Regions from separate parts of the Homo sapiens genome. Here region 2 is linked to region 1. The links are chromatin loops, found by intact Hi-C in ENCODE. Cell type or tissue: dorsolateral prefrontal cortex. All regions are shown on one strand. Each heading gives the region's core, and the rest is flanking DNA. Links, peaks and the distances in the headings are about the cores only.

Region 1 (10,464 bases), core at 3,582-7,581:
GAAAACCCAGCCCTGGGTGACACCTTTATGGTCACATTCCTGGCCCAGCTAAGGACCCAGCTAAGCTGTGCTCACATTCCTGGCCCACAAAAACTGTGAGATAATAAATGTGCATTGTTGTAGGCTGCTAAATTTGTTGCAAATTATTACACAGCAATAGGAAACGAACACAGATTTCAGTAGCTGGGAGTAGGAAGCACTAATACAGAGACTCGTGGAAAGAAGGAGAAACAAAAATGGAGATGTGATAAAGAGAAATAACAGATAGCTTTACACTTGCACACTGACAATCTTTTATGTCTTTTGTCAATATTTCAGTAGCAAACTAGCACCACTCCCTCAACCCTAAAGGGTTATAAGAGCTTTATTGACATCGATCCCTCCATTCATTCAATGAACATTTATTATATGTCCATCAGTGTAGGGGTTTCTGCCACAATGGGATTTATACTCTTGGTGGGTGCTTCCACATATACGCAAATAATTACAGATAAAGCAGTGTCAGCTTTAGTGTCCTGAGAACACTACCATCAGCCCTCCGTATCTGTGGGTTCCGCATTTGTGGATTCAGCCACTCACAGGTCGAAAATATTTTTTAAAAAGGCATCTGTACTAAATATAGACTTTTTTCCCATCATTATTTCCCAAACAATACCGTAAAACAACTATTTACATAGCATTTACATTGTATTAGGTATTATATGTAATCTAGAGATGATTTAAAGTATATGGGAAGATGTGTGTAGGTTGTATGCAAATTCTACACCATGTTATACCAGGGACTTGGGCATCCATAAATTTTGGAATCTGTGAGAGGTCCTGGAACCAATTGTCCTTGGATGCCGAGGGATGATTGTGTTTAGAATATATACGTACAACACATCAATCCCTTCTGGCCATTTACTCATGGAAGTTACAGTCTGTTGGAGGACATTGACAATAAGTTGCAATCATTAAAAACAATTGTATAATCCCATTTATGATAAGGGATATAAAAGTAAATACAGGATTATCTGAGAGCAGTTAGTTGGGGGGGACCTTACCTAAGTAGGGGAGTCAGGGATGATTACCTAGAGCAAATAATACAGAAGGTGAGTCTTGAAGGATAAGAAGGAGCTTGCCAGGAGAGGAGGTGGGAGTGGGAGAATAGGCTCTGTGGTAAGACTCTGCCAGAGGAAATCGCATCCTCAAGACGATGAGGTAAGAAAGAACTTGGTGTTTTCTAAAAAATAAACGAGGCCAATGTGGTAGGAGCAGCAAGGGATAGTGGGGAAGAAAGGACTTGGCAGTGGAGGACCTCAGAAATCACCTGTGACTCTATTTTTTTTCCGAAAACTTTTAAATGTGCAGATAAAGGACAATTTTCTGTCTCCATTAGAAGGATTTAAAATGGGGAAAGGCCATGGAAGGCCAGGAAATATAAGGACCATGGATCCTTGGCAGGGCATGAGAAAGATACAGAGGGAGGTAAAATGAGTTCATTACTGTGAGAATTAGGTCAGAAGACAGACTCTTTAGGTAGGTGGCAAAATAGGTAGGTAGTTTAGATTGGGAGAAATGGGAAATTACAAAACCCAGGTTCCTGGAAGAGCCTGAAAGGGAAGGAGAAGAGGTTTATAGTTCACCTGATACAGAAAAAGATACCACCAGCTTCTTGGGCATCCAGCAAGAAGCAGTAAAGGGAAACTTTGACCAAGACATCTTGGTAGGATTTTTAAAAAAAATGAATAATAGAGTAGAATCTGTTACCAATTCATGTACCTGGAGTTGCACACCAAAGTGTGGTCTAGCAAAAAGACTCTCCAAGCTTGAAGGCTGTAGGCCTGAGTGTCCTGGCTCCCTTCCTAACCAGCAGTTTGCCTTTGGGCCAGTCATTTAAACTGTCTGGCCCTGGTTGCCTCCCTGGGTATGGGAGTAGATGATCTCAAAGATTCCAACATGGAGGATTATTACATCTTCATAGATTGTCACTGCTGGTGACAGTCAATCCCATGAAGACTGGCCTGAGAGTAAATAATGGGGTTCAAGATCCTTAGGAAGAAAAATCTGAGGCTGTAGTCAAGGGAAAAATTCCGCCTGGGAGGGTATTGGGAAGGGAGGGAGCTGGAGTTCCAAGGCTCTGGGGCTCTGCAGTGTGCTCCTATGACCAGTGCAGCTTGCATGATTGAAGATATTGTAGCGTCAACTGCCTCAAAGACTCATAATCTGCTGTTGTTTTTTTTTTTCCTTTTATCTGCCCAATTTGCCCAAGTCCTCAGATTGCATTATTGTTCTTATCATTAATTCCTTCTTTACAGTGCAGCAGTTTTAATTAGATTCATTTCCTGTTTTTCCCTCTCAGGGAGCAGTACATGATGTCTGATGGCTCCTGAGTGCCTGGAGAGGGTGTGATAAAGAAACTCAGTGCAAGTGGATAGTTCAAGGAGAGAGGAGGGTAGGCAGGTCAGGATAGGGGTGAGGATGGGAGAGGAAAGAAGAGAGCCCAGCAGGCAAATCTTGCTCTAGCTGTTGATTCCTCATCAGCACCCAGTGACCCAGCCATGAATAATGCTGTTGGCTTGGAGAGACCACCCCCTAGTTGAGTCTGGAGTATTTCCCTAGCCTTGCGTCAGCCTTGTTATTTATCTGACTCTTCATTTCCTGGACGGTTTCGGCTGGGAAGAACCTCTTTAAGCATTGATATGCCAGTCTAATTACAATTAATAAGGTCAGAAGCTGAAAAATTTATTTGATATTCCCACCTTGTGGACGGATTCAGACCTGAAGAATCAAAAGCTTGTCTGACCTCAGTTTTGAGGCCTCTGACCTTGCAGATGCCAACCACTCTGGGATGCTCTGTGGGAAAGTGGATTGTTGCATTTTTTAGGATTCAATTTTATTTTTTGTCATTAAAAACATTTTTTAGGGAAAGGCCTTCCAAAGTTCCAGGCCAAGGAGCAAGACACAGTACAGCATTCAACTATGTTCAAATGTGCCTCTCATTAGCTGTTTGATCTTGGCCAAGTTATGTAACCCATCCAATCTCAGCTTCCTCTCTGGTAAAATAGAGCTAATAATACCTACCACATGGAAGTGCAATGGAAAATAGATAAGATAATGTATATTCTGATGCCAAATAGCTAAGTATTATCAGCAGTTTAGATCCAGGAGAGCCAAAATCAACATGGTGAGAGTCTGTGTAGTGAGGAAGGAAAAGAGAAAAATAGGAAGGAAAAGAGAAAAACCTCAGTTATGAAGGTCCATAACTTAGTGGGTCTAGAATATATGCTTTAGAGTCAGATCTAGGACCAACTTTCAATTCTGTCATTTATTAGATGTGTGATATTGGGAATTATTTTAATTTCTGAGCCTCAAGTTTCTCATCTGCAAAATGGGAATAAAAATCACATCTGCCTTATCAGGCTGTCTTGAGCACTAAATGAGATAATGCTTTGTGGCTGAGACTTGCTAGATACCCAACAACCTTTTCCCTTTTCTTCATGAGTCACCAATAGACTACATTTCCCAACTTCCTTGCATCTAAGTGAGGCTTTGTGACTAAGCTCTGATGAATGGAATGTGGATAGAAGAGATATAGGCTACATTATCGAAGGCTTATCCCCAAAACCTTCCTTATAATCCTCTATACCCTCTCTTTCCTCATCTACTGGTAGATTCAGAGGATCCAGAAGAGAACTCTAGGGTTCAGAGAAGGCAGAGCCACTGTATGGAAGGAGCCTGGGTCCTTGAATGACTGGAGCATAGCACTCCCCGCTCTGCCCCTCTCAATCTGTATTGGATTATGGTTTAACTACTGATATTTTAGAATTGCTTGTTAAAACAATTAATCTGTCCTGACGTATTTATTCTCATAAAACACATGGTAATTCTTCAATAAATGTTAGTGATTATGATTATGATTATTTGCTCCTTGGCTGGAATGGCTGAGTGAGCAGTTCCATAATTTAATAAACTTAATACTACAAGTGTGTTTTTGTTTTCTCTCCTGGCTGGAAGATTAACTGCTAATCTTTGGATTCCCTAAAAATGATATTAATAATGTCTTCATTTATTTGTCTAATTCATAAATATTCACTGTATGCCTACTCTTTATACAATTTTATTAGTTGCTGGGTAATGCAGGGATAATATCTTCATGAAATCTTTAATTTCACAAAGAGGGACTGGTATACAACTAGCTCTATTATGATGTAGAATAAAATGTGTGCTTTAACTCTCACCTAATCATCATAAACTGTGGCCTGTAACACTTCACTTCTTAAGAAATCTATAATACTCTTTCAAAGTTCAACCCAGGGTAGGATCTATGGGAAAGTTTTGCCACTTTCCTGGCAACCTAACCTCAACCTTCCATGGTCAGGAAAAGAGAAGGAGGGTTAAGTGGGAGCTGTTGTTTCATTGGAAACCACGTATGTGTTTACATGGTGCTGCTTTGTGGCCTCTAGAAGCCTTCCCAGCCCCTCCCTTCCTTTCTCTCTTCCTCCCTACGATTGTGCGATTGTGTGGCATCGCCGGCATCTCCTGGAGTTTGCTCATCTGTCCTGCTCTCCCAGGGCAGGGTGAGCGAAGGCTTAGCTGTGACAATCTAGTGCCCATTTTGTTCAACTTTGCCATCTCCTCTTCCCGGAACTCAGCTGTTTTATTTGTAAAATAGGCCAAATTAGATTGGAACTCAGGTCATTGGATATGTAGCATTCCCTTCTATCCATTACAAACAGCACTAATGAATCAACGCATTCCTTTTGCTGAGCCTGAACCCACGCAAGCCTTCACAAACTCAATACCCACTTCCAAGCAGCTCCACCAAGCTATCAGACTTGGATCCAGAGTCAGATGATCTCCAGGCATCTTTGGTAATGACAATAATACTCTCTGACCCCCTTAAAATGTTTTTTAAGGCACTTTTAGGTAGATAATCTCATAAGCACTCTGAGAGTGGGGTGGCATCTGTTATTTTTGTCCCCTAACCTCACTGTGCTCAGCTCTCAAGTCTCAAGGAAAGCTCAGCAAATATTTGAGAACTGAAAAAGACCCTGCTCCTCCTGACCCCTCCTTCTGATCTTTGCTTCTATTCCCTCACCAGTATGTCTTTTCACAGTCACAGGTACTAGTCTCATTCTCACTGCCTGTTTGACCTGGAATTACGTGAGCTCATAGGTTCATCTAGTCCATCCCTCTGCTCCCAAATAGGCTATTTCACATTCCAGCACTGACAAGTGCTGAGCCTGTTGAAGAAGGACAGCTGTCAGGCCCAAGAGCCCTTTCTTGGAATGCCTGCTGGTAAAACCAAGATCATTGGGCCTGTTTGTGGATGACTAGTTGGCTTAAAGGATTCCAAATCTTGCCTGTGGATTTTTCTTTCTGAACATATCATTAGATCTGAGGGTGTGCCAAACCAGCTCGGAGGCAAGGCTTTGTCACTGCGCCTTTTCATTCATTATTATTTCTCAGGCAGATCTATTTCTCATTGACTGGGGCCTCTTGGGCCCCTCCCTTGCCTTGTCATGCTCAGAACAGCCTGTTTGGCCGCCCTCCAGGGACCGCACTGGCCCAGAGGTGCTGTCGCCTGCCTCTCCTGACTGGTGGGGACAGGCCTGAGCTAAGGCTGCCTTTGTTCTTTCACAGTGGGTTATTTTCCCTTGGGCTTGGATGGCTCAGCAAAAGTTACTGGACGCTCGGCAGGGTGGGAGCCCTGAGCTGCACAGTTTATATTGGAAACTGTGGACATTGTTCTGGATCATCTGCATGGTGCCAGCATTTTTCCTTTTTGTCTGACAGGGTGAATAGTATGGCATGGGAATGGGGTGGGGATAGGGTCAGGCACGAGTCCATGCAGTCTGCCTTGCATTGCGCAGAGTTCTTTCCCAGCAGTGCCAATGCCGGCTCTGGCAAAGGAGGGGAGTGACCCAGGGAGGGCGTTGGTGAGACCGCTGTTTAGACTCAATCTTTAAAACCATAGACACCTTCAGGCACAGGCAGGACAAAAGGAAAAGAGAGAGGATGACAGGGAAACAAAGATGGTAATAGATTTAGGGGCATAGGAGAGAAGGTAGAAAATGAGAAAGTGTTTCTTCAATGAATCCCTTCTAGATATTACTCTAGTCATCTCATTTGAGGTCCTACAGCATCTATTATATATACCAAATCTTTCACTCCCTACTGTATACAAGTGTGTGACTTAAATTCCGCTCTAGGCTTGCTTTCCCCTCAGAGATTCTCCTACTCTTTGGCCTGAATTCTACTTCACAGTGAGTGTCCATCAAAAGCTCTTTGCTATACTGTCTCCCAGCCTCACTTCCTAAGCATTCTCAGAGCTTCCACTCCTGAGACTACGTGGCCTCCCTTATCGCATGTCATCTACCTCAAAGCTGCCAATTTACTTGGGGGTAAATCAAATCCACTTGAGCCACAAATCTCATCAATGCAGTGAGTTCACTAAAGAGTTGGGAGTAAAGGCATTATCCCAACACAATTTATGGCTGCAGTCTTGCAACTAGCTCTTCTCTTTTGACTTTGCTACCTTTCTCCTAAGTCTATGCCTCCACCTTGCATTTCCCTTGGTGTGAAGCTATCTTTTAGCTCTCTCTTTTCCCTTCTGACACTATTTGACAGTGAATATTTCCTGTGCTAACCTCTGGAAAATAAATACATGTCCTTCCATTTGGATAGCACTTTAGAGTTTACAAGATGTTTTCATAAACCTCATTGTAGAAAAATCTTCACAACGATCTCATGAAACTCAGATTATAATCCAGCTGATTTCTGCACTTTAAATCTAGGTTGTTTTCCCCCATGTTTAATGACCATCTACCTCTCAGGAAGAACCAGGAACTCTTGCAGAGTTAGGACAGGGAATGGGGAGCTGGGTCTCTGAGGGTGGGGTAGAGGGTGAGAAGGTCTCAGCGGGTAGAGGCCTTGGTGGTGAACAATGCAAATCTTACAGAAAACTTTTTACTTCAAGCCACCCACATTTTTTTTTCTTTCTCAGGCCCCAATATTTGCCTGGTTTATTTCATTTTCTCTTTTGTAAACCACAGCTTCTAACCATGGTTACTCTTGATTTACTCATTCATTCCTTCATTCATTCCCTTGCTCTTTACCCAACATTTCCTGGTGTCTACAACATTCCAAGCAGTGGTGCTTCTCTTTCCTGTGGAGAAGCACAGGCTGCTGCACAGCAGTGGGGCTGAGGTTCCTGTCCTGGGAGCTGGAAACAGCCCCGTGGAGAATTCTAGCAAAAGGACGTGAAAGGGCCCCTCCTCTGCAGCAGATCAACTTCCCTGTTTTTCATGGACATCCTCTGGCAAAGATTAAGACCATATGTTTTTCTATTAATATACATAAGATTGAGGAAAGACGTATCTTCATTCCAGAGAAGCACCCAGAGCCCTCCGTCTTCCAAGAATTCCTCAGCCGGAAGCTCAATGTGGTGGTCATGCAGCTACTCCTCTTTCATGTGCCTTCCACACATGGCTTCCACAATACCACACCTCTTGCCTTTCCCTCAATCTCATTGGTTGTTGCTGCTCAGAGGCTTTGAAGCTTTTTCCTCTTCACATTGGAGGGCTCCAGGACTCAGTCCTTTGTCTTCTTTTCTTCCCGAACTACCCTCTCTCCCTCGGTGATTTCATTTGCTCTCATGCCTTTAAACACCATCCACATGCCAACAACTCCCACATTTATTTCTCCATCCCAAATCCAGGCTAGCATGTCTAACTGCGTAACCGACATTGCCACTTTGATGTTTAATAGATATATGAAGTTCTGTATGTCCAAAAGAAGCTCTGAGTTTTTCCTCACAAGCCTACTTTGCCCATCACTTTCTCCATTTCAGTTGATGGCCACTCTACTTTACTAGCTGCACAGGCCAAAAGCCCTAGAGCCATCCTTGACACCTCTCTTTCTCTAATTAACACATAAGTCATTGGCTCAACTGTAACCTAATCCAAAATATGCTACTTCTTATCAACTCCACCACTAGCATCACTTCCCAGGTCACCATTCTCCCTCCCAGTTTGTCACAACACTTCCTAACCTGTGTCCCTGCCTCTGTCCCTACCCCCTATAGTCTATGCTCAACACAATTGCCAGAGGAATCACTTTACATGTAAAGCGAATCATATGACAACCCACTTTTCCTCCAAATTTTAATGGCATCCTTTAATACTTGGGATAAAAGTCAAAGTCTTTACAATGGTGAGTAAATTGATTGCATAAACAGCTGCAATTATCCACCCCTTCCTGTATCTGCCTCCCTTGCAAAGCCACTGTATAGCCCCTCCCAGCAAAAGGTGGAGTCTATTCCTCACCCCTTGAATCTGGGCAGGCCCTGTGATTTTCTTTGACCTGCAGAATGCAGCATAAATGACAATGTGCCACCTCTGGGCATCTTGGAACCCTGCCGTCCCCATGTAAACAAGCCTGGGCCAGCCTTCAGGATGATGAGAGACATGTGGTCTAGTCACATGTCCTAGCTGGCAGCCAGTCAACAGTCAGATATGGGAATGAGACCACCCCGGACTAGCCAGCTTTGAGCCAAGCCAACACCTGATCCTCAATGTGCAAGACCAGCTGAGGTAAGCTGAGCCTTGTCAAGATCATCAGAGTTCAGCTGAACCATAGATAGTCTTATGAGCAGTAGAAGATGCTTATTGATTTAAGCCGCTTGATTTTTTTTTAAATACAGAATTATTGTGGCAAGAAATAATGGATATAAATGGCCTATAAGGCCTTATGTGATCCACAACTCCCCTTACAACTCTGACTTTATCTGCTACATTCCGGAAGGCTTGGTCACCACGCTGGAGCCACAGCGGCCTCTTGCTCTTCCTGGACTACACCAAGCACGCTCCAGCCTCTGGGCCATTGCATTTGATGTTTCCTCTGCCTGGAATACTTTGCTCCACATACCCCCATGGCTTCTGGCCTTACTTCCTTGGAGACCTGCTTAAATGACATGCCAGCAAGAGTGATATTTGTAGTATCTTTTAAACATTTTGGCATGAGAACTGACCAATCACAACAGCCAAGGGTACAGGGCAGGATCAGGGACCTGGCTGTCCCCTCCTGAGCCAGGAATTTATCTTTTCATGGCTGAGCTGGGGGAAGTATTCCAAAACAGGAGCCAGGACAGCCAACGTGGTGGACAGGGCAGCAGTAGAGTGGCTTCAGGCCATGCTTGTCTAACAATCGGTAAGGATATATTTTAATATTTCAACAGTAAGTGTGGTGATCAGCTCTGATGATCAGGGTGGTGTCTCCACCACTCTGGCCTCATCCCCCTTATCCCAGAGTACTCTCTAGGTCCCTTATTCTACTTAATATTTCTCTAAAGCACTTTTTATTGCCATCCAACATATAATATATTTTTCTATTTATTTTCTCATTACTTTTCTATACTTCTCCTCTTTCTAGAAGACTGCTATCCAAAGAAAGTGTCTGTAATGATGGAAATATTCTATTTCTGAGCTGCCCAATAGGGTAGCCATGGCCACATGTGACTACTGAGCACCTAGGATGTGGCTCTGAGAAAACTGTGCTTTTAATTTTATTTGATTTTAATTACTTGAAATTTAAATAGCTACATTAGCTAGTAGCTTCCATACTGGACAGCACAACTCTAGATTGTTAAGTCTCATACAGTAAGAACTTTAAAAAATTTTTATTCACTACTATATCCCCAGTGCCTGGAACAGATGCTGGCATTTAGAAGTTCTTAAATACTTAATTGCTGAAAGAATGAATGAAAATGGTGGGTGGGAGGGCAGTAGATTGCAAGAGGAGGTGTCCATGCCAAATGCTTTGGTGCCCTTTCAAGGCTGTGACTGTAATGGAGAGTGGTTTGGGGGACATCGAAGGTGGCCTTCTCACCTGCTCCCCACGCCAGCTTCCCAATTTGGTGGGATATAATGAGTAGGGGAAGATGCCATATCTGGATCAGGATGTATGATTTCTCATGCTCACCCCAACCAGTCGACAAATGGGCTAGGCAGAAGAGAATATTTTCTCTGGCCTGTCCTTGTGGAATACCAGTGGCGGGGGGGGGGGGAAGAGGAACTCTGTGATACTGAGGCTCTCTAAGCTCCAGTCCTTACGGATGCCTGTGACGGAGCTCATGCTGCAGAATGACTCCCCTACAACCACAGAAAGAGCCCACTCTTCAAACTGTTCTTTCCACTGTCCTTATGAGGACAGGAGGCTCAGCAGAGACCCACCTCCACACGTGTCTCAGGCAGTGCTCACCGACTCTGGTGACACAGGGAACCAGACCCAGGCACACCAACAGCAACAGATTCCCTGTCATTGGTGTCTGCATATCCAACTGCTGAACAATATTAGATAATATCATGTCCTTACAATGCCATTCATCTTGGCAGTGCCTCTTTCACTTTAAAAAGTTTTCTATTAAATTATAGAAGATGTGGCTGGGTACAGTGGCTCATGCCTGTAATTCCAGCATTTTGG
Region 2 (9,682 bases), core at 3,347-7,346, 120 kb after region 1:
TTTAATTTTTATTTTATAGAATGAGAACATATAAGGTCTGAATGGAACCTTAAAGAATGAATCAAATACTCTCTATGAAATTCTCCGGGGTGGGGGGAGAGCATTAGGAAAAATAGCTAATGCATGTCACCTTAATACCTAGGTGATGGGTTGATAGGTGCAGCAAATCACCATGGCACATGTTTACCTGTGTAACAAACCTACACAACCTGCACATGTACCCTGGATCTTAAAATTAAAAAAGAAAGAAAAAAATCTCTGCTTAGTGGTATGGCACGTATTATTGATGGTTTACTTAAAACCACCTCCATCCATTCTTTCTCATTCAGGAACCCGTGGGAATATATCCCTCGGCACCATGTAGAGTCATGTCAGACTTGACGGAAAGAATTACTCTTTCCTAGGGCAATACACCTAGAGCAATGGACCTAGAGCTGGGTATAGTACTGGATGAAATTTAGAGATGTCTCCCTTTAAGTAGCAAACAAACGCATTTCATATAGAGATACAGCCATCCAGTTACTGGATCACCTCCAGGGAAAGGGAACTCAAAATAGACCACTTCATTCCTGGTAAGCTCTGAATGTTAGGAAATAGTTTCATTATAAGAAGCTGAGTATTAGTCATGAAACTTTCAGTAACAAGTCACAGCTCTTAGACTCAAATTCTCTTGATTTTTAAGAATGGAGTAATTGAGAAGTCCACCAGAGATGTTTATGCACAGCTGAATCCAGCAGTTTCAATGACCCTGGGAAGACTACCTGACCTGATGTGTGTCACACATACATCTGTCAACCAATCACTGTAGCTATGAGCATGGGGGATTCTGACCCACCAGTTCTTGGTCGAACACTCATTCCTAGGGACTGAGTAGGTAGGGAGAAAGGAATCAGCTCCCCTTGAACTATAGGACCGAACAGAATTACTATGAAATAAGACTATTTACTCAAAAAAAGGGACCCTGGATAGTAAAAAATGTTTCAATTGCCCCATATATGCACTCCCCTCACATGATGCCAATTCCTCCCATCTATGACAGGAAAGAAAGGACATGCCTCTTCTACCAAAGGAGATACTTAGCTGCCCATGTTTCCTGCATCTAGCTGTAAATTGAGGATCTCCAAATGACAAGCATTCTTTTAGTGCAGAACCAGATGTGACTCCTATGGACTTTAACCCATTACTAAGTGATGATTTATTAAAGCATTCCTCCACAGGAAAAGTGTGTTCAATATAAAGGGGAAATACAATATGACTAATTCAAACTCCCAGTTGGAAAAAGAGAGAAGTTAAGGCAACATGCAGAGATCTACATCATATCTCACATGCATGGACAGAATTAGTGAGGAATCCCCACCTGCAGTGGACTGAGACGGCCAACCCAGCATTCCCAGTTCTGCTTCTTCCTTGTCATCTGTGGCCATGTCCAAGAAGAGTGTTGTATGATTTCTCTGTGTGGAACCACCCACCTTTAGCAAATCTAACAGTTCACTTGCTAAGGGTGCAGACTTGGAGCATTATGGGCTCTTTGGATTGAGAAGTTACAGGCTTGGGGTTTTTCTGGTAGTACAACTTCCTTAAAAATTCAATCAATAAGTGGCCAATTTGCTAATAAACAGTGCCAAAGATCTTATTGATTGAGCCATGGTCTTTAAAGATTGTGAGAAATGGGAAAGTTCTTCAAAGATTATAAAAAGTTATAATTTCCTACTATAAGATTGCTATCCACTATTAGTATATATATATATATATATTCCAAATCAGCTGTCCTAGCTTGCTCTGGCATGCCTGGACAGAACTAGACAAGCCCCAGCCCATAGCGCATGCCATTCCTTATTTGGAGATGCTTCTTTAACTATCCCTGGGCAACTTCCTTTTCTTTCTTTGTTCTGTTCCCCTTACCCAGTTAAAAAAAGTTTTAAACTAATAGCCAACCAGATAAAGTGTAAAATGTGAGGTCCTATTCCAGCCAATGGAAACTGGACACAGAATAGGGTAGACTCATCAGGTTATAAATAACTTTGTCTCCTTTGTTTGGTGTGCTCTCGTGACTGGAGAGCTGTTGAGTAGCACCCTTTCTGCAGAAAGTAAAGCTTGCCTTGCTGAGAGATCATTTGTTCCCATTTTAATTCTTCTTTTTTTTTTTTTTTTGCAACATCAAAAACTTTATTCCCAACAATAATTACCCTGTTCTTAGGGTTTCTGTGTCTTAGAAATAGACCTTGCTCTTTATCATCCTTCTAGCTCTCAAAGAACCGCTTCCATTTTGTCCCTGCCTCAGAGGGACTCAAAACAATATACCAGACAAGATAAGGCACAAGTAATTTGAGTAAAATACACATCAGGTGGTCTTTGTGTATTTCTCTGGATCTTCCTGGGTCCCAATCTTATCTTCTGCTATTTTTCCCACCTCTTTGCCTGGTTCCTACTAACATTTATTTGAGGTAGAGAATTCAGATTTTCAGTCCTGTTAATAGCATGATTATATGACCCTCAGATACCTTGGATTTCTCGGCATGGACAGAAAGGTCCTCTTTTAGCAACATAATATCACAGGGAGAACTTTGCTGGGCTCAGAGTTACATGTCCATCACCGAACCTCTCCCTGTATCAGGTGGAGTATGCTGGTTAGACTGGGTCATGTGTCTGGTCCTGGGGTGCAGGAAAGAGAAAGCAAAAATCATTTTCACTGCTAGCACAGGGACATTGCCTCTTGTACCCAGCACCCCACATCCTAACTGTTTAGCCATCTACAGCACCCACGTGTAAAATGACCACACTTACCCTCAGTTACATTATACATCTGTGGCTTTCCTTCCTAAAACCTTTTTCCCCCACCTGGGGGGATGCCTGTAAAACCTGCTCGATTGGCCATCGAGCAATGTTTTTTATTTCTTTTCATAATTTTTTCATTTGTTTTTTTGCTTAAATCTAGGAGTATATTATATAATATACTCTATAAATATATAATTTATACATTTAATATATATTTAGAAGATATACTTTTTAAAACGTATAAAATTTCATGTAATTGAGTTCACTGTTTTAACTTGTCAAGATCATTTCGATCTGGATGATGTTCCTATACATTTTAGCTTTTCCTTCAATTTTGTTCCATTGATACAAGCTATAGTTTTAATAATTATGAGAATAGGAAAGATTTCAAAAATTTACAGGCATATGCTATCTTAACTTTAAAAAGTAATAGAAGGATCTCAGGAGAGGTAGGCCAATGAGATTGCTATTAATTTCTGGCAAAATTCTAAAATGAATTATTAAATAGATGTGTTGATAGCCTAAGCAAAGAAAGTGCTGATTGCTTGAAAACAGCATAAACCCCCTAAGAAAAAATATGCCAAACTAACCTAATTTTTTTCCTTCCTGGTGCTGCTAGAGACTAAGAGAGGAGAGGACTGCTGTAGACATATGCTATGCGAATTTCAGCAGGGAATTTAACAGATTCATTTCTTGCAGATGAGATAGAGAAAATGGACAAAATTATACCAGAGAAAGGCATCTCAACTAAGGGTATATTATTTAGTTGAAAGAGTATGAACCAGGGCTTCTTGTCAAAATGGTGTTGTGAGTTCCCTTCCCTGTTCAAACACAGCAAAGAAAAACAAAATATGGCATGAAAGTTAAAAAGACACAGCCTTGCTCAAAAACAAAGTAACTTCTCTGTCAACCAAAGAAAGAATAGAAGCATACAATGCCAAATGGAATACAAAGCCCATAGTTCCAAACAGAGGCAGAGACAACTGGACATTTGAGTCCTACAGGGAAAAGGAACCCCAAACCATCCGTGCATGCATATGTGGGGTGGGGGTGATGGGTGGAATATTTAATCAGTGTTTGTAAAAGTTGAATTTATAGGTTCTTTTACAAGAAAGAATAGAGCTGCTTGGAGCTAAATACCCCGAAGCAAATAACCTACTGGAGATGAGTAGAAGCTCTCTGCTGTAGATGGGGTTTTCCTTCATCCTGTCTACATCAGATTTTTGTCATTTGCCTCACATCTATAGCCTTTGGACTTCTCATCTCTGCCAAAGGTAATAGTAAAAACAAATGAATACCATTAGTTTAGAATTCCAAGCAGAAGTCAGCTGCTCAGGGCTCTGCACTTAGGTCACACCTGTTCTCCATGGCAGAAACGTGGGCCAGATGCTCCTTGAAGAAAGACTGCGACTGTGCATGTCAACCACTACTTCTCATACTGAAGCCTAGGAAGAAATGGTGAGATTTGTCTCCTGCTTGCCTGTTTCAATGCCTATTGCCTTTTACATTGCAGCTTTTCTGGGGAACTCCTATCAGTGCATGCAATATTTTCCAAGGTGATTTCTATTCAGTTACATGGTGTCTGAACCTTGTCATATGTGAGAAAATATGAATTTGTTTTAGAATTTATTCTTCTTTAACAACCACATGCTCCAGTGGGTTAACTGTGAAGGGATGAGTATCACATCTACCCTTCAACCCAAAGTTCGGCAGAAACCTGTCTGGATTCTGTGGTAAACAAAATTGTGTGGCAAGCTGGGAATTCAGTAAAAACCTGACATTCATAGAAAACCCTGAATATGCACACAGTCCACAGACAACTCCAGTAAATTATTCAAATGAATACCAAGCAGTGCTGCTGTGATCATTTGATTAAAATCCTGCTTTGAATGCTCACATATATGTTTTCTATTAGTGTGTAATTTCCAATTGCTGCAGTGAAAGGTAGCAGTCTGCTGTATGCCAGGGTGTGGGAAAGAATAAACAGTTCTGTTGTTTTGCAGTCAGAACTGGCCAGGGGAAGCTGACACCCTGCGAAATACACCCAGATCCTGCTTTCCTAGGACAGAAAAAATGACCTCTGGCCTCTCTTTGCAAACTTTAGTTAAGAGTTGGGAGTAAGAGATTCTTGACCACCAAGAAAGGTAAGTTACTCACATATGTATAGATACAATACTCTTATTTTGTGCTCTTTTTTCTCCAATCTTCAATAAATCACCTAAAATATAATAAGACTTCTGTGCAGCCCGATGGAGTAAACACTTCTGGAATAATTTTTCCTTCCCCATTTCTCCAACATCTTTCTTATGACATTTCTTTTTCCGAAATTCATTGGTCCTTGTCTGAACACCTGACTCCAACTCGCCAATGAGTCTTTTCCCTGTAGTTTTGTACTTAGGAAGGTAGAAAAGTCTGCCAGTCCTCCTGAGAGGTAGATACTGTGAGATATAAAACTCGGAAATATCATGCCCACCGCACCCCATGTTTTCAGTGATATGAACAAAAAAGAATGAAATCCCTGTGAGAAGCCCAGGCAAGAGTGAGAGAGAAAAAGAGAGAGAGATCTGATATCATATATCTCTGGTTCTAGTTGTTGTCTTGTCTAGTGACTACTGACATCCTTGTTCTTCCCATAATTTGGTTGTTAAATAATCTCTTTGATTTAATGAACAAAATTAATTCCCTTTAAATATTAATTCAAGTTTTAGTACTGTCATTGCAGCCAAAAGAGCCAACTAATACAACATTAAAATTCTTCCAGTAGGAAAATGTATTTTATCTATGATTAGATTTTCCTACGATGCAACATTTGGACCCATCAGGTAGATTTGCCAATACCACACATAGATGACAGTGCCCTTCTCAACCTTGAAAAGATTCCATTCTATAAATGCTTCAAGCAGGACATTTTCCCTGGAGGAGACTATATCAAGTTACACCTATGTGCTTCAACTCATCTACTCTTCCTTTCTCTAAATGGTCACACATCACCTAACCTAAGAAAAAATCTATCTTGGCATCATTCACTCAAAGCTGAAGAAGCAGGCAGCTGAATTAACTCGAATTTTAATCCTAAATGTCAGTGAAAGAAAAAAATGGCTTGGTAATACCTTCCAAAACAGTAATTCAGAGCCAGAGGGCTTAGGGAAAGGGCACTTCCAGGAAAACTGTATTGGAATCTCTGGAAAGGGGTGGGATAAGAGGTGCACACTTAAGAAATACTCATTTGCACTTATTTGGCCCTTCCCAATGTTTACGTTACCCCCTTCTCAAAATGAAAACCTAATTCTGTCTACAGTTTACAATTTTCTACTACCAGTCTATTTATTCCTAAAAGCAAAAATCATAGCTAGAAATGGTCTTCAATGAGAAATGTATGCCAAAGCCACTCAGAGCACAAGGGTGCTTGCCAAGGCCAGCTAAACAATGGCTTGCCAATTAAGTGGCATGATCAATTATATGTTTAAAACTCATTATCACTAATAATAAAGAACTGAAATTTATAAATTGTTTTATAAAATACAGTGGATACAAAGACATCTCATAGCACTTTTACTCATCTTCACTCTTCTATCATCTTTTTGAAGGGAAGAAAAATGTAAAGGTATTATATTTTATTAAAACACAAGAAACTGGATATAACCCTACGTAAGTCTAAGACGTAACTCTAGGAAAAGTTACATATGTGAATATCATTAATCATATCTGTTAGAAAAAAAAAGAAGGTAAGAAATTCTGAGCAAAGGGTGTGCTAGAAGAGGCCTGGACTATGGAATGATTATGTACAAAGATAATATCACATTTATAATGGTGAAAATTTGAAATCAATCTAAATAGTGAACAACAGAGGATTACTTAAATACATCATATGATGTAGATGCAAGTTTAGACATTGATTAAAATCTGTGTTCTCAAACACTAATGACATGGGAAAATGCTTATGATATACTTCGAGTAAAAATGGTATACTTTTATTATCTCTATTATAGAAAGGAAGATAAGAAAGCAAATTAGAAATATGTCAAGATGTTAGCAATGTCAGGATAGCGGGATTGTGGGAGATTTTAATTTTGATCTCCTAACTTTTTTGTATACTCCACATTTACTCTGTTGAGCATATATTATTCCTGTAAGTGGGGGTTGGTGAAAATTTGTTTAGAAAATAAGAATTAAGGACCACAAGGTTAAAATTAACAAACGGAGTGTACTGTTACCCCACAATCTGTCCACACCAAGTCGAATGTATCTGAGCAGCCAAGATGTTGGAGGAGGTAAATTGGAAGGAGCTATTGTGAAATAGCTCCACATCTTAACTGGAAATTAAGATTTTTAACTTTTCAGATTTTACTCTTTCTCTCATTTAGAGCAGGATCACTTAAAAATAGGTACTCTGTTTCTCAGACCAAAATCAAAATGATTTTGCCCTCTGACATTTACCCTTCTGATACCAATTTTTTCTGCCTTTTGGTTCTACTTTGATTCTACTTTCTCCAAAAATCAAAACAGCCACTTGCTATATTTTCTAGTTAATACTCTTTACTAAAATGGAGATAATTAAAAATGACAAAGGAGGGCCCTACACAGTGCTAAGGCTTAATGTGATACTGAGCTGACTTCTGGTGTTCCTTTCTCCAATTTCCTGCCCCTTTCTATTCTTTTCTGCACTCACCGGCTCTGTTCCCTCCACTTACCAATGATAAACTCGTTCACACTAAGGGGTAGGACTCTGTGCAGATATTTGATCACACTGCAATGCTCCTTTTCTCACTCAGTATCCTCCTGATTCTCAAGTTTCTAAACACAGCCTATTTTGCACTTCTGCTATCTGATGCTCTACTGGGATTTAGAAAAAGTTTTAAACCTGCAATTTAAAAAATGGACTTGATTCCTGGCTCCACTAACTACAAATTAGATGACCTAGAAAAATTTCTTAATTTGTTTGTATGATATTTCACTATCAAAAATGATAGTAATGTTACCCAGATCATGGATTATATTAAATAATTTATTAAATATTTTAGCACAGCACCTGGAGGATGTTCAATATATGTTGACTGAATCTAAGTCTGATTTCTGCAAAGCAATCTATGAGAGGCAACAACACAGAATATAGAGAATGTACGAGCCAGAAATTTCTGGGTTCAAATTCCTAGTTTATCACTTATTAATTATGTGAACCTGGATAAGTTTCTTAGCCACTCAACATATTAGGCTCTTAACCTGTAAACTGAGAACAATGGCATCTACCTTGCAAGTCCATTGTGAAGATTAAGTGTATTTGGAAGCAAATGCATGATGAATGCCCATTACATAGAATGCATTTAATAATAATAGCAACATTATTATTACTGTTATTCATTATTGAAGGACCAGAAGGAAAAGTATAGTTGAAGACTCTCTAAATAAAAAAAGAAAGAAAAAACAACACAAAATAAAAAAGGTTTTCAAATTTCCTTTTCTCCTAAAATTCACCCAAAAAAAGAATTCCATGCTAACATGAGTGAACGTGAAGCTATTTTCTTTCCCTCCTCCCCTGAGATGGTAGCAGAAATGGAACTGGTGAACAGGCCCAATTCAAACAAAGATAGCTACAGGAATAACACCGGGAGAGACACAAGATTTGTTTTGGCAAATAGAAGGGATTTCTGATTGTTTTGGTTTTCTTCTCTTGGAGCCAGTCAGCATCTGGCTTTGAGAACCATGGGTATGGTCACCATATGTCCCACATTTTTCTAGAGCAGTCACAATTTAAAATATTGAGTCATGTTTCCCCCTTAGGAACAGTTGTATTTGTGAGACCATGGATCTTTATTTGCAGTTCAGAAAATATGGTCATTGTCACTACAGAAGTTTGTATTTGACCGGGTAAAAGAAGAGATCACAGGAAAATGGGGGCAGGTCATGAACTACAGAAAAATAAACTGGGATTTTTTTTTTTCCTCTATATTATCACTCTCCTTACACTTAATACCAAGTGCTGGTTTGGCACTTTTCCTCTAAAAAGCAACCTAATAGGTTTCCAGGGTCATTGTGACCAATCCCACGTCTTTGAACCAAGTCAGGCAATTTTCAGGAGATTTCAGCTCCATCTAGTTTGATAATTCCCTATTGAGCGAGCAGAGCAGGGAAGGTTGTGTCAGTTATATCAACAACTAGCTAGCATTCATTAGTTTATTGAGAGACTATATGTGCCAGTACATGGCTGAGTGTTCTACATGCATTAGCTCATCTAATGCTTGCAAGAATCCTGTAAGAGGACACCATTATTCTCTCCTTATATGAAAACAGACTAAGAGAGATTAAGAAACGTGCTGAAAGTCACATGGCTGGTAAGTGACAGAGCTGGATCCAAGCCTGGTTGATCCCAGGATTTCTGAAAAGGTAGACTCATCATACATTTAAACAGAGTATTTTTCAGACAGGAAGGTTGAGGGTCAGGCCTAAAATTTCTGGGGTGACCATGCAGCTGTGGGAGTATCAGATAGGCTACTGCTCACAGAAGAGCGATTCTTCCTAGGAGTTGTTTTTCAAACTGGAAAAATCTTGGAACCAGAAATCCATTATGTGAAAGTAAGTGTGTCTGGATGGGATTACTAGAGATGTGCAAACCCGGGGGTGTTTGGGGTTTGGCTACACATTATGTTCTATTTTTCAAAGGTTCTGGGAGAGGCAAAACTCCAAACATGTTTCTGCACGGTAATTATCCACTTTGGTTTCAGATCCATGTGTGTTTCTAGAGGAATTAACAACCCTGGACCTGTTTCTTATTTTAGTGGGTGCCCCTCACATAAATATTCACAGACAGAGCAGACCTACAGGAACTGTGGAAGTCAGAGGAACCAAACTCAGCCTAGCAAGAACAGAAAAACAAAGCTAAACATGTTTAAGAATCTCCATTTACTATGGC

Evidence for each region. Peaks named below come from ENCODE experiments on the same cell type or tissue, not always from the same donor. Only the 100,000 strongest peaks of a DNase experiment are listed, where the experiment ranks them.
Region 2: it touches region 1 in a loop (3-fold over the local background); 4 of 110 quality-filtered maps call a loop at or near these places.

Annotation. Positions count from the first base shown.
Region 1 is chr11:95,448,441-95,458,904 of GRCh38, forward strand. No RefSeq gene overlaps it. Among named protein-coding and RNA genes, the nearest start is that of SESN3, 220 kb to the left of the region's middle. In dorsolateral prefrontal cortex, for the core only: no CTCF peak of the experiment used is centred there; a DNase peak (open chromatin) is centred at 5,561; H3K4me3 peaks cover 664 bases; H3K27ac peaks cover 901 bases.
Region 2 is chr11:95,567,290-95,576,971 of GRCh38, forward strand. No RefSeq gene overlaps it. Among named protein-coding and RNA genes, the nearest start is that of FAM76B, 220 kb to the right of the region's middle. In dorsolateral prefrontal cortex, for the core only: no CTCF peak of the experiment used is centred there; no DNase peak of the experiment used is centred there; H3K4me3 peaks cover 1,173 bases; H3K27ac peaks cover 1,312 bases.